Linked DNA regions of Homo sapiens: region 2 is linked to region 1. A link is a loop called in an ENCODE intact Hi-C map of the cell type or tissue named here. Cell type or tissue: dorsolateral prefrontal cortex. All regions are shown on one strand.

Region 1 (2,500 bases):
CTCTGGAAAGCAGGAGATTTCAAGTGGCCCCTGAAGCTGCTCTGTTTAATTTCTCACATGCTCCTGGGGATTCTCAGTTTTCCACTACCTAGGATAGGATTGAGGCTGAACAGAGAAGTCAGCACACGGTAGATTGTCAATAAATATTTTTTCAGGGACTAGATGGTACTATTTAGGTTTGTGCAAAAGTAATTGCAATTCTCTAATGACCAGTGATGATGAGCTTTTTTTTCATATGTTTATTGCTTGCATAAACTATAGTGAGATACCGTATCATGCCAATTAGAAGGGCTGTCATTAAAAAGTCAGGAAACTGGATGCTGGAGAAGAAGAGGAGAAATAGGAATGCTCTTACACTGTTGGTAGGAGTGTAAATTAGTTCAAGCGTTGTGGAAGACAGTGTGGCATTCCTCAAGGATCTGGAACCAGAAATACTATTTGACCCAGCAATCCCATTACTGGGTGTATACCCAAAGGATTATAAATCATTCTACTATAAAGACACATGCATACTCATGTTTACTGTAGCACTATTCATAGTAGCAAAGACTTGGAACCCACCCAAATGCCCATCAATGATAGACTGGATAAAGAAAATGTGGCACATATATACCGTGGAATACTATTTAGCCATAAAAAAGAATGAGTTCATGTCCTGTGCAGGGACATGGACGGAGCTGGAAACCATCATTCTCAGCAAACTATCACAGGAACAGAAAACCAAACATCTCATGTTCTCACTCATTAGTGGGAGTTGAACAGTGAGAACACATGGACACAGGGAGGGGAACATCACACACTGGGGCCTGTCAGAGGGTTGGGGTGCAAGGGTAGGGATAGCATTAGGACAAATAGCTAATGTATGTGGGACTTAAAACCTAGATGACAGGTTGATGGGTGCAGTAAATCACCATGGCACATGTATACCTATGTAACAAACCTGCACATTCTGCACACGTATCCCAGAACTTAAAGTATAAAAAGTATAATAAATTTTTTTAAAAAAAGTAATTGTGGTTTTTGCCATTACTTTTCATGACCAAAACCACAGTTACTTTTGCACCAACATAATATTCCAAATGGAATGTGCCAAATGTTGATTCTAAATATTAATATTCCAAATTGAAGGAAACCCTGAGACAGTATACTTCCATTGTGCCACATTTAACACATGGATTAAGAAATGTGGTTTGTTCTTATGTGCAGAAGTTTTAAATTTTCATGTAGACGCTTCCATCAATTTTTTGTTGCATGTAATTTTTAAATTATCTTTATCTCTGAGCAGCATTTTTCTTCCTGAGATCAAATTAAGCCATTCTGCTCTGTTCTGATTGATTGATTATTGACTATGTTTTACTCTCTCTTCCCTCCTACCTTCATCCCTCCTCCCCATTATAATTTCTAATGCTGGTTTCTATTTACCAAAGACTTACTATAGAGCCAAGTATTGCCCTGAGAATTTTACATCTTATATCATCTACCCACCAGCCCTGCATATTATTATTGTTCTCATAAAAGTTAAGAATTGCTCAAAAGTGTTATGAAATTAAGCAGATGTATTTTTCCAGCCCAAAACCTTTGGTCATAACTATTATGCTATTCTCCCTTATTTGTCGTTGGTTGCTTTTGTTGTTGTTCATTAAAAGATTTTGTACTTTTGGCCAATAGCTCATTTCAAAAATATTGAATTGTTTATTTCTATATCTCTAAACTCTATAATAATATCCTAACATATGGTGTAACTCAGGATGCCATGAGTTGGAACATATAAATCTGAGAGCACAGCTTCCTTCACAGAACACAGCAACTGTCTTTCTTTACATTGTTGCTGTTGAGGAGTTATTTTAAATTACAAGAAATTTGGTATTGTATCTTTCAAGGTAACCTGTTTTTTTTCCCTTTCAGCTTGTTCACAAGTCTCATTTCCTAGCTCCATTTCCTACATACATGCAGGCCCCAAGGTATACTAAGTAAGCAAATTATGTTGGCTGGTAGGTGTTCAGAAGTAATTTTGAACACAAATGATTCCTGTTTTAGCTTGAACACACTAAATGCAAAGATTCTTCAGATGAGAACAGCCTGAGTAATGGCTCACTCAGTAACAGACAATTCTTGCACTATTTGTCTCAAATGTTGACATGGCATTAATGCTGCTATGGAACTAGATTTTTCAAAATATCTGTGACTGAGAACTGGACAAATTATCCTGTTTCAGGTCTTGGTATAGGTGCACTTAAGGGCATGCATCTGTCTTGATGTGTCAAGAAAATGTCCTCTTAAACAAGGTGTGGGAATTCTCACCAGCTGGCTCCAGTAGGTTGTGGGGCAATAAGGAGGGTGGGAGAGATGACTTGGCATGGAAATTGGTGCAAAATCTGCAGTGCTAATAGATAACAGCTGGAGAAGGTAATGAGTCATTTTATGAGGACGAGGTGAGCCGTGTTTGTGCCAGGTCCGGGGACCACAGTGGCAAATGTGGTACAGACGGCAACCTCAGAAT
Region 2 (2,500 bases), 160 kb before region 1:
GACCTGCCCGCCTCAGCCTCCCAAAGTGGTGGGATTACAGGCGTAAGCCACTGTGCCCGGCCAACAGATATTTCTTATAATACTTCAACTATTTTAAAACCAGCACGTAAACAAACATACGAAGACTAAAACCATCTAAAGATCTAAACTGGCCAAATAGAACAAGGAGAAATGTATCTGCATTTCTTTAGGAATTGGGAAAGAAAAAGAGAAATAAAAATCCATGTTTTTAGCTATAAAGTATCAGTTGATATTTCTTTAGGGAGACTAAAACTTTTCAGTTTTCAAGCAAATATTCTGATTCTAAAAAAGGAGTTGGGCTGATAAAATTAAAAATGTGTTGCGTGACTTATGTTGTTTCAGAGGTGATAGAGCCATTTATAGTTTCTAATAAAATCTAAGGGAAAATGCAATTTATTATATCAATACAACCATAACACAAGAAAAGATCATTACTGCCCTATCAGCAACTATAGAAATTGTGACAAACTAAATATGTAAGACCACATCTGAGCTAGAACATCAGTCACTTTTTTTTGAAAACAATATTAATACCAAGTGTTTGATGAATATGGGCAGAATGTTACCAATACTTTTATTAAAGATATTTGATTAACTACAGGTTTTTTTTCTTCCAGATATTTGACCAGTTAAGTGGCTTCTCTATCCATGCTTGGGAAGTCCATTAGTTATGTCTAAATAAATGTATGGGTGCCACTATACCTCCTTCCACAGCCTGATCAATTGATTGGTATGAGCAACAGCAAGTAAACACATTTAATACATCTTCCCTGGGATTAGGGACCATTGTTCCTGACTGTCACTAGCCCCTTGTCCTTCAGTTTCAGTTGCCCCGGGGGTAAGTCTGCCTGTTCCTTTGTGATGTGCAGCGCTGCTGTTTTTAGGCATTAATAGATGCATAACTGAAACCTAATTTTATTTGTCCATTTGCTTAGGACTTATTAGAGTAAGTAACTAAATGAGTCATTCATTTAACTTAAAGTTTTGCCAGAAACGTTACATTTATTATCTAATTTCCTTCTGCCAACCACCTTGGTGGGTAGGCCTCAGCCCTACCTTATAGATATGAAAGTTGAGGTTGAGAAGGTGAATGAATAACTACTGGCAGAGACAGCCTATCCATGCTCGACTCTAAAGCTTTTATTCTTTCCATGTTCTTTCTTTCTATTTCTTTTTGAGACGGTGTCTTGCTCTGTCTCCACTGGAGTGAAGTGGCGCCATCTGCTACCTCTGCCTCTGGGATTCAAGCAAGCAATTCTCCTGCCTCAGCCTCCCGAGTAGCTGGGATTACAGGCACACATGACCATGCCTGGCTAATTTTTGTATTTTTAGTAGAGACAGGGTTTCTCCATGTTGGCCAGGGTGGTCTTGAACTCCTGACCTCAGGTGATCCGCCCACCTCGGCCTCCAAAAATGCTGGATTACAGATATGAGCCACTGTGCCCGGCCCAAAAGCACATATTTTTATGTTAACTCTGCACAAGATAAAACTGTCCTAAATTTTATTCTGAAGTTTTTCAGAATTACGTTTGTAGTTTTGTATTTTTATCTTTATATGTTGTTTAGTGGCATTTCTTCTATTCAGTGTCTTCATCCCATCCTAGAGTTGACAGTTTAGGGAAGCTTCTACTATTAGACATGTTAAAGAAATGATTATTTGAAGTGGGACAATTTAGAGTAATGATCAAGAGGCCAGGCTTTCTGCTCCAGAAGACCTGGTCTGAGCCCTAGTTTCACTGCTTATGTATTGGGTGACTTTAGGCAAATTTCTTATCCTCCTTAAGTGTGAATTTCCCATTTGAAAAACAGGAATAATGGTCATACCTATTGCTTATGGTTATTTATGCATTAATTAATTCAACAAATATGTATTCATCTCCTATAATAAGCCAGATACTCAGCAATGAATTAACCAAGTTGGCTGCCCTGAAACACTTTATATTCTAGCAAGGAAAAACACACAGAAAAACTAATAAATAAATAAGCTTGGTCCGGTAGTGGTAAGGGCTGTATAGACAAATAAAGCAAGGTAGAGAGAGGTGGGTGTGGAGTGGTGGTAGTTGGAGATGGATATTTTTTAGAAGGAGAACTTTCCATTGTAAAGTGACAGTTGAGCAGAAACCTGAAATAAATTTTATTGAGCGAATTAAGAAAAAAACGACACAGAAAACCAAATTGAAGGTACAATGCTTTGTAAGATGGCTGCTGTGGAGAGATGCGAGCCCTTACTGCAGGCTTATTTTAAATCACTAGAATTCGAGCTCCCTAAGGAGGGCACACTTCTGTCTCATTCGTTGGTGCATCACAAGCATGCACAATGCCTGTTAGGTTCTCAGTACAACTAAGCTGTAGCTCTTGGAGTCTGTCTATTTCCTGGTGGGGATAGTAGGAGGAGGGGGTCAGTAGATGGAGAGAAGAAGCTGAGAGTGGAACAGGAATCTCCACGGTAGCAGTCACCTGCTCCACCTCATCAGAATGT

The links. Peaks named below come from ENCODE experiments on the same cell type or tissue, not always from the same donor. Only the 100,000 strongest peaks of a DNase experiment are listed, where the experiment ranks them.
Region 2: it touches region 1 in a loop (2.3-fold over the local background); 3 of 110 quality-filtered maps call a loop at or near these places.

The regions. Positions count from the first base shown.
Region 1 is chr4:21,593,467-21,595,966 of GRCh38, reverse strand. All of the region lies in intron 1 of KCNIP4 (potassium voltage-gated channel interacting protein 4), which reads left to right. The region is part of intron 2 of LOC105374516 (a long non-coding RNA gene); the gene reads right to left. Among named protein-coding and RNA genes, the nearest start is that of MIR7978, 130 kb to the right of the region's middle. In dorsolateral prefrontal cortex, no CTCF peak of the experiment used is centred here; no DNase peak of the experiment used is centred here; H3K27ac peaks cover 589 bases.
Region 2 is chr4:21,753,836-21,756,335 of GRCh38, reverse strand. The region is part of intron 1 of KCNIP4 (potassium voltage-gated channel interacting protein 4); the gene reads left to right. Among named protein-coding and RNA genes, the nearest start is that of KCNIP4-IT1, 98 kb to the left of the region's middle. In dorsolateral prefrontal cortex, no CTCF peak of the experiment used is centred here; no DNase peak of the experiment used is centred here.